Linked DNA regions of Homo sapiens: region 2 is linked to region 1. A link is a contact called in ENCODE Hi-C or POLR2A ChIA-PET data. All regions are on one chromosome and are shown on one strand. The core of a region is the stretch at or near the end of the contact, and the rest is flanking DNA. Distances in the headings are between cores, read along the strand shown. Region 1 has its middle 42 kb from the start of TP53BP2. Region 2 overlaps LOC105373281 (a long non-coding RNA gene).

Region 1 (4,763 bases), core at 1,325-3,824:
CCAGTACAGAGACAGAGGGAGAGGGGATTTGAATAGAGAGAAAACCCCGGTGGGGAGAAGGGATGTGGGGGGAGGGCGTGTGTGTGTGTGGTGTAATCAGCTAGTTATATGAGGAGGCTGGAGGAGGCGGTGCTGGCTTGCATAGGGCTCAGAGGATTGGTTTGACCAGGCATGTCATTCACATAGCCTGCGAAAAAGCTGGCCCTCACACTCTAGCCTTTTAAGATGCAAATGCAGGGCGCCATGATGTTCTACACACGTGGGGATATGTGGGGGTGGCCATGTTGCCAGCCACCTGTTGGGGCAAGGAAGAAACCTGGAATCTCCATGTTTGGGTGGACTCAGTTTCCAGTGGCCTGCATTTGCATATCAAAGCTTGCCAGTGGCTCTTAGAGCTGGCGCTCTCCTGTTAGACAAGAAAGGTTTCTGGATCTGCTTTAAAAGAAACAAAAACTTCCCAAGGACCTCTTTTCCTCTCTATCTGCCTAAAATAATTTCTTAATAACTCCTATAACAATAAGGGGGTGGTCCATTCCCACATGTAAATTGAGGCTTTTCCCAGAAATAGGGTGAATAGATGCTGAGTTACCCCAGTCAGCAAATGTCCATTTATCTCATTTGTGAACTCTGGACTCTGCACAGAGACTGTGGTGACACAGGCTGTCCTGTGACCCTGTGGCTGGGTCAGCTCCTGTGTCTGCGACAGGATGCCCTGAGTCCCCATGGATTCCTCAACCCCACACCCTGTCCTACTCTTAGCCAAGTCAGCCATGCCCCTCTGAGGGCTACGCTGCTTCAATAGGCCTGGCTTCCTAAGTACCTTTCATTATCACCCAGGCTCATACCCAGAAGCAAAGCAGAAATTTCTTTTGAGATCCAGGGTGGGAAATGGTCAGTTGAATTGAGTTGCAACCGAAGGTGAGGAAACGTCTTTTATGAAAACCCATTTCCCTCTGTCAGAGGTGATTTCAGTCACATTTTCCAAGCTCAGGATAATTTACCCCCTACCAGGGTGCACTGCAGAAGGCCTGGCTGGAAGGCCCCGAGCACAGGAGTTGATTGCTAGCTGCTAAGAGGCTGCGCTTTGTTCCCGAAGGAGAAAGCTGCAGGTTAAGAGAACATTCCCCACCTTGCCAGGGGTGACCAAGCAGGGGACTGCTTGAGGGCTGACACTGGAGTTAGAGATAATGAAAGGAGAGGAGCAAGAAGAAGCCAGGGCCTGGCTCGGCATCTCACCGCATTGGTGGGGAGAGGAGCTGTTCACCTTCTTGCACCTGTTGCTGGGCTGAGACAGATTTTCAGAGAGCAATGCCTCCTGGACAGAGGCTCTTCCCCACAAGGCAAATGTAATTAGTTGAGAGAAAAACAAAGCTCTGAAACCCTAATTAGGTGCAAAGCCCTCAGGCTTTATACATGTAAACAGCTAAGGAACAGAGGATAAGATTCTCCAGTCGGCACTCCCTTGCCAGTCCTGGGTGAGCTAATGGTGAAGTGAGAGCTGTGCCACAGATCCCATGGTTGGCTTTTTGTTGTTGTTATTTCAGACGGAGTCTCACTCGCCACCCAGGCTGGAGTGCAGTGGTGCAATCTTGGCTCACCACAATCTCCGCCTCCTGGGTTCAAGTGATTCTCCTGCCTCAGCCTCCCGAGTAGCTGGGACTACCAGCGCCCGCCACCATGCCTGGCTAATATTTTGTGTTTTTAATAGAGACGGGGTTTCACCATGTTGACCAGGCTGGTCTTGAACTCCTGACCTCAGGTGACCTGCTCACCTCAGCCGCCCAAAGTGCTGGGATTACAGGTGTGAGCCACTGCACCTGGCCCCGTGGTTGGCTTTTACTCCTTCCATTCTGCCACCCTGAAGCTGATCCTCTGGAATTTGCTTGTTTTTGGTGTGTCCAGAAATGAAGGTCTATCAGTTCTTGAAATTGGGTTGTTTTAAGTAACTGATGTGCCGGGATGACAGTGAAGAAGAGATCTCAACTGTGGTTGAGATCCTGAGTGCTCAAGTTTGGGTCCTGATGCAGAGATGTGTAAAACTGGTAAAGCAGGAGGAAGAGTGAAAATGTGTGTGTGTATTTGTATGTGTTATGGACTACATTCATTGTGGGTGGAAGGAAAAAAAATCAGATATTTTCATGGGCAACCAAATACTGAAAAATTACTTCCAAGCAAGGTCTTTGCAAATGGTATCATTACGACACAGGTGTGACTTCTAAGCATTCTGATGTGGAAAGGGGTTCTTTGGAGGGGTGGGCTTGTTACTAATGGCAATCTAATGGGTCACACACAGGGCCCCAAATACCTCTGAAGGGCTTGGCTCAACCCTTGGATTTTTTTAGGTTCTGAGCCTGGATTTCATGAAGGAAACTTCATCCACCCTGCTGTGTGCTGAGCTGACTGTAGACATGTTCATCAGAATTCCAGCAGAATGATTTGCAACAGGGATTTCCCCTTACAGTGACAGATTGCCTGGGTCACCAATCTGTGCCCTTAGGAGGAACATTGCCATCATTTCTAGTGGACGGGCTCTCGGGTGACGCATCATTAATCAGAGGGCTCTTTGCTAAGCATGAAACCGGAAAGGAAAGCACCATGGCTGTAGGGTATACGTCACCTGCGTTCCCGTAAAGCCTGATGGAAAATCTCTTCTCAGCAGAGAATACTTCTCCAGTGACGGGGCTGTGTGTTCAGTGACCCCAGATGCAGAGTCTCGGACGGGGCTAGATGCTTTCGACAACTTTTGTCTCCTTGTATCTATTTTTTCTTCCTAGCTCAGTTCCTCTCAGACACATTCTTTTTTTAGATGGCTTTAGTGCCGTTGATTAATGCTACAGTCAAGGGCTATTTCTGTTGGCCTGGCAGATGATACAGAGTCAAATGTTGCAGAATTTGAGGGGTGGATTACTGTCTCAGCTAATACTGTTGATTAAATCAGGAGCTTGGGAAGGATTTCAGCTTCCCTGAATTTTTTTCCAAGTTGACTAGTCTGTTATTTATGTTGGGAAAGCAACATGATCCCCTTTTCTAGAAGCCCTGATTACTGTCTTTTCTGCAGCCACAGTGAAGAAGGGCAAGTCATTCTACAGAAACATTCTAGAGAATACACAAACTCCTGCAACACACCTTGTATTCCCCTCATTTAAATTCCTGAGCTCAAATGATTCTCCCGCCTGGGCCTCCCAAAGTGCTGGGATTACAGGTGTGAGCCATCATGCCCGGCGTTGTCTGATTTCCAGTTGCTTCATTCACAAAAGTAGTAGGTAGCTTTGCTACAAAGAGTGGGCCAGGTCATTACCCTTGACCATTGCTTCCATTATGAATCTTTAGCTCACATTTCTCTGGTCTCACTCAGGGACTCTTCACTAATGCCTAATCTCTGACGCTACTTCCAGCATTATATACACCACGTTGCAGGAGTGTGTGTGTGTGTGTGTGTGTGTGTGTGTGTGAATATGTTTCCCTAAGAACATCTTAGAAAATCACATGGTAGGCCGGGCACGGTGGCTCACACTTGTAATCCCAGTACTTTGGGAGGCCAAGGTGGGAGGATAATTTGAGCTCAGGAGTTTGAGACCAGCCTTGGCAACATGGTGAAACCGTCTCTACTAAAAATACAAAAATTACCTGGGCATGGTGGTGCGCACCTGTAGTCCCAGCTACTCAGAAGGCTGAGGCCGGAGAATTGCTTGAACCAGGGCAGGGGGAGGTTACAGAGAGCCGAAATGGTGCCACTGCCCTCCAGCCCAGATGAGAGAGCGAGGCTCCGCCTCAAAAAAAAAAAAAGACAATCACATGGTGGAGATCCCCTTTTAGTCCCACTGCAACCCCCTCACAGAGTGAGCCTGCAATGTGTGGACACTGAGGCAGAAGGTCTTTCAAGTGGAAATCCCAGAGGATGGAAGTAGGTACAACTGAGGGTGAATGAATGCCCTCAGGGTTGCTGGCAGGCTGATACATGGATGAGGACCAGCTAGGATGAGTCATCTCAGGAAACAGAGTAAACAGGTGGAGATGGGAGGTAATGTCACACTGTGTGCACTTGTTTTAGAGTTAACGTGTTTATTGATCTGCAATGATTTAAGCAAACCATTTGACTCTGTTCTAGAAAACAAACATGGAAAACCCCATGTAATCACGAGGCTGAGGTAAGAGATTAAGGGCCGTTGACCCAAAGGAAACAGTGCTGACCTGTCTCCTCGGTGGCATATCACTCTTCAGCCACCAAGCCCCCAGGTAGGTCAGGCTTATGTAGTAAAAAGGGTGGGATTTGGAATGAAACTGACCTGGGTTTTAATTACAGCCTCCTCCACTAACTTGGCTCAGGTTACTTTACCTTTTTGACTGTTGTTTATTTCTCTGTAAAGTGGAGATATAATAAATATTTCACAGAGTTGTGAGAAGTTAGTAAAATGATATCATAGATATGCTCTATAAATTGCAAGCACTCAATAAATGAAGGCTTCATTATCTAGGAGACTGAAAAATGCCCAATTGGAGCTCTGTCTAAAGAGCTTCTTCCTCTTCTTCTCTATACTTTGAAATGCAATCCATCCCTCAAGGGACAGTTCAAATGTAACCTGTACTCATTTCTATTGCTGTGTAACAAATTACCATAAATGTAGCAGCTGCGGTGGTTTGAATCTTTGTCCCCTCCAAAATGCCTGTTGAAATTTAACGGCCATTGTAATGGTATTGGGAGGTAAGGCCTTAAAAGGTGATTAGGCCACGAGGGTTTCACACATATGGGTGGGTTTAATGTC
Region 2 (4,763 bases), core at 1,223-3,722, 190 kb after region 1:
CCATTTCCCCGCTAGCCCATCCATTTCTGAATGAGACACCATGTCTTTCTTGTTCACCTTTGTGATCCTGGCATAGTGCCTGGCACCTGGTGGGTGCTTGGTAAAGGTTTGTTGAACGAAGGGTCATAGGCACAAAGCGTTCCCAGGGAAAACTTGTTGGCATCTTTGATGTCAGAATCATTGATTTAGGGTGAGGGAAATGCTCCCTGGGCCCTGTGTCATGCTAAAGGAGTCCCTGAATTGAGAACTTTGAGGAGCCCAGATTTACTATCCACTAGGATTGCTTCAAATGTCTGAGTTTAGGGTGGGGTGGAGTGTACCCTCCTTTACAAGAGAACCAGAAGATTCCTCCCCCAGGGTTTAATGCTTGAATTCCTCTAGGAGAAAGATAAGAATGTTGCAGAACAGAGCTGTGCAAGCATTTCTTGTTGCTCCCTCCTCCCTCTCTCTCTTTCTCTCTCTCTCTGGGGCTGACTGGTCTGTCCCTAAGTTGTGGGTGCTGGTGCTGGTGTGGAGGGGGGATGAAGGGCCCAGGACATCTCTATGGGGTCTACTTGGGACCAGACTGGCCATCAACACACAGCCCAGCCTCTCCACTTGATTGCCACTCCTGGGGGCATTTCGGTGGACTACAAAGTGCTAGAAACCATGAAGTCCCTGGACGCCCCCTTGGCGCCCTGAGCATTCTATGTAGGGATGGGGGTGGTTGAGTGTGTTCTGGGAGTAGGGTCCTGGGGGAGGGTGGTGGTAGTAATGTGAGATTGGTGTCAAAGAAAAGAAAAAATTATTCGGTGGCACTTGTTGAGGTATGATTAGGAAGGCTTTATTCAGGACTGTTGCAATAGGCATAGGGGCCACTGCAATGGGGTTTTGCGGGGTGGATAGAGATTGGGCTCAACTCGGAATATGGCACGGCCAGGTGGGAATGCATAGCCAAGAAGCAGAGTGGGGGTCAGTGACAGATAATTACTAAGAGTAAACGTAAAGAATAAGGGGGATTCTGGCTAAACCCCCTAACCGAGTCTTGCTGAAGACAGGACAGGGTCATTGGACATCACCTAGATGGTGGAGGATGAGGAGCACAGTTAGATATTGGGGATGATCAGATAGCAAGGTGTTGAGGGGTTCTAGCTAAACTGACTTAGCAGGGTCCTCGTTAAAACTGAATTTTTCAAGGAAGTGCACAGATGGGCCTAGGAAAGGATCAGGAGGCTCACTAAAGTTTGGTCAAGCAAAGAATCTTTGTCAAGGGCCAGAAGAGGCCAGAGGTGAGGCCGAGAGGTGGGGAGGGACTAGCTGCTATAGGACCTTGTAAGGGCAATTGGAGGGGTTGGAAGTGAAGGGTGAAAGAGGTGAGTGTGGTGGTCAGGCTGGTGGGGAAGGAGTAGGGCTCTAGGCAGCTCTGGTGGAGAGGCTCCTGAGCCCCATCACAGGTGTTCCAGGGTCCATGAGAACTTCTTCTGATAGCAGGACTGTAGGCCCATGGTCCTGCTTGCCCACTCTTCAGAAGCAGGCCCTGATGGAGAAGAACTTGGCTTTTTATTTTTTATTTTTAAGAGACAAGACCTTGCTCTGTCACCCAGGCTAGAGTACAGTGGCATGATCATAGCTCACTGCAGCCTCCGTTTCCTGGGCTCAAGTGATCCTCCCACCTCAGCCTCCTCAGTAGTTAGGACTACAGGCATTTACCACCATGCCAAGCTAATTTGTGTGTGTATATGTGTGTGTGTGTGTAGAGATGGGGTCTCGCTATATTGCCCAGGCTAGTCTGGAACTCCTGGCCTCCATAATTATCCTGCCTCAGCCTCCCAAGTGTGAGCTTGGCTTTATGAAGATACAATAATTTGGGGGCTTCTCCTAGTCTATTCCCACTCACGATTTTTATTTTTATTTTCACTTTTTATGTTTTTTGAGAAGGAGTCTCGCTCTGTCACCCAGGCTGGAGTGCAGTGGCATGATCTCAGCTCACTGCAACCTCTGCCTCCTGGATTCAAGCAATTCTCCTGTCTCAGCCTCCCGAGTAGTTGGGACTACAGATGCCTGCCATCACGCCCGGCTAATTTTGTATTTTTAGTAGAGACGGGGTTTCACCATAATGGCGATGCTGGTCTCGAACTCTTGACCTTAGGTGATCCACCCGCCTTGGCTTCCCAAAGTGCTGGGATTACAGGCGTTAGCCACCGCGCCCAACCCCCACTCACAATTAAACACAGCCTGCACATGTATTTCTGCACCAACAGGTTGACAGGCTCTCATTGGAGAGAAAATAACCCGCTCCATCCTTTTGTGCAACTGGAATGATTTGTGTGTCTTGGGAAGTTTTAAAGGTCACCAAGATTTCCTGAACAACAAAAATAAGCCTGTAGTAATAAAGTTATTACACCACAATCATGCTCTTCACTGTGAGCTATAGCGGGTGGTCCTGCCCAGGCAGGTGATGACGGTAAAATGGCGCCTCCTGGGGCCCGTTTGATGTTGTATTGGCTCCACCACGTGGCAAAAAGCAGTATTGTTATTTCAAAGCAAGAAAACCCCTAATTTAGCCATGGAAAAGGAAACCTCTATTTCAAAAGGCCTTTGATGCTTTTCAGCATAAACAAGTAAAACTGGCAAAATGTCTTGTTTTGGATCTCAGGCAGTCATGACTCCAGATCCCAAAGCCCTCTGGAGTCTGATACTGAGTTCCTCATGAACTGACCCATCTATTTATGTATCTATCTGTCTATCTATCATTATTTGTGACCACACATAACGTGCCAGGCATAATGCTGGGTACTGAGGCTTCAACCGTGAACAGGATACTGTACTGTCCTTACAGAGGACATAGACAATGGGCAACAGGCCATTGCAATTCACTGTGGTAAGCGCTATGGAGACAAATTACTGAGGATCCTCACCCAGATTTGGGGAGTCTTGGGTTATTTCACTTAGCATAATATCCTCATAATATCCTCAAGTTTCATCCATGTTGTGGCACGTGACAGGATTTCCTTTCTTCCTTCCTTCCTTTTTTTTTTTTTTTTGAGATGGAGTTTTGCTCTTGTTGCCCAGGCTGGAGTGCAAAGGTGCAATCTGGGCTCACCGCCACCTCCGCCTCCTGGTTTCAAGCAATTCTCCTGCCTCAGCCTCCTGAGTAGTTGGGATTACAGGCATGCACCACCACGCCTGGCTAATTTTGTATGTTTAGTAGAGATGGGGTTTCTCCATGTTGGTCAGGCTGGCCTTGAACTCCCAACCTCACGTGATCCACGTGCCTCGGCCTCCCAAGGTGCTGGGATTACAGGTGTGAGGCACTGTGCCCAACTGATTTCCTTCTTTTTAAGGTGGAATGATATTCTATTGTCTTGGATATACCACATACACTGAGAAAGTCTTTTTACATTTAATTTTTTTTTTTTATTTTTGAGATGGAGTCTCACTCTGTCACTCAGGCTGGAGTGCAGTGGCGCAATCTTGGCTCACTGCAACCTCTGCTTCTTAGGTTCAAGTGATTCTCCTGCCTCAGCCTCCTGCGTAGCTGGGATTACAGGTGCGTGCAAACACGGACGACTCTTCTTTTTTTTTTTTTTGTATTTTTAGTCGAGATGGGGTTTCACCATGTTGGCCAGGGTGGTCTCAAACTCCTGACCTCAAGTGATCCACCTGCCTCGGCCTCCCAAAGTGTTGGGATTACAGGCACAAGCCACCACGCATGGCCAGGAAGTCTTTTTTTTGAGACAGGGTCACTCTCTGTTACCCAAGCTGGAGTGCAGTGGTGTGATCATGGCTTACTGTGGCCTTGACCTCCTGGGCTCAAGTGATCCTCCCACCTCAGCCTCCTGAGTAGCTGGGACTACAGGTGTGCACCACCACATCTGGCTACTTTGTGTATTTTTCATAGAAACGGGGTTTCACCATGTTGCCCAGGCTGGTCTTGAACTCTTGAGCTTAAGTGATCCACCTGCCTTGGCCTCCCAAAGTGCTGGGATTACAGGTGTAAGCCACCGTGCCTGGCCCTAAGGGAGGAAGTCATCAACTGGGGCCTGAGAGCTGAGTTCAATTAGTGTAAGGGTGGATGGATAGACGGAGAGAGGATAGGAAGGGGAGAGGGCTCCAAAATGACTGAGTAATTGGCTGGGAACTGAGAGAAGTTTCGGTGGCTGTAGTGTGGACTGTCAGATGAGGATGGTGATGGGAGATGGGGCCAGAGAAGAGAGCAGGTGCCGGGACACACAGGGCTTGTGAGTTCCGCGAAGGAGTTTGCCCAGTGTCCAGCAGGGGGCAGTAGTGGTGGTCTCCCCACCTTGTTCCTATGGGCTGATTTGGGCTGTGGTTCTGGCTGCGTGGCCTCTGTGTGTCTGTTTCCTCAGCCAGATCTTCTCTGAGTGGACAGCACTTCGAGAAGACCTACGTGGGATGGTTGGATCCTGGAGAGGCCTACAAGTAGCCATCGATTCAGTCCAGACACTATTTGCTCTGGAATGTGCGGGACTGGCTCACATTGGCTCCTGAGAGGAGGGAGAAAATGTGCGCAGGGCAAGTTGGAGACGTTATTTCTCAGTTTGCAGTTGGTTGGATCATGTCAGCCCATCAGGATATTTTAGCCAGGATGGAAACGAGCCTTCTAGAGCATTTAGGATGGGGATTGCCACTTGGGGAATTAAAGGCAATAATGACAAAATGAGCTTATCAGAGGACCTAGTAGGATTCTCATTCCTGTGGCTGGGTACTGTTGACAGGAGGGCAGCTTCCTGGGCACTCGAAGGCAGGAGGAACTTGACTCT

What was found. Hi-C counts contacts between places; a loop is a spot of excess contacts on that map. ChIA-PET counts read pairs that join two places held with the same protein, here RNA polymerase II (POLR2A). Pooled maps may share reads with other maps.
Region 2: a map of aorta shows a loop between it and region 1 (3-fold over the local background). The contact joins two enhancer-like sites. A Hi-C loop is called at or near these places in 1 of 168 maps with a recorded cell type or tissue (aorta) and 5 of 50 pooled maps. POLR2A ChIA-PET finds 5 or more read pairs at or near these places in 3 of 52 experiments (AG04449, AG04450 and PC-9).

What each region holds. Positions count from the first base shown.
Region 1 is chr1:223,886,047-223,890,809 of GRCh38, reverse strand. No RefSeq gene overlaps it. Among named protein-coding and RNA genes, the nearest start is that of TP53BP2, 42 kb to the right of the region's middle. RefSeq lists an enhancer at 1,747-2,946. Within about 2 kb of position 2,574, at least 14 of the 41 ENCODE cell types and tissues checked have a DNase peak (open chromatin) inside an H3K27ac peak, as active enhancers do.
Region 2 is chr1:223,696,105-223,700,867 of GRCh38, reverse strand. All of the region lies in intron 1 of LOC105373281 (a long non-coding RNA gene), which reads left to right. Among named protein-coding and RNA genes, the nearest start is that of CAPN2, 14 kb to the left of the region's middle. Within about 2 kb of position 2,472, at least 2 of the 41 ENCODE cell types and tissues checked have a DNase peak (open chromatin) inside an H3K27ac peak, as active enhancers do.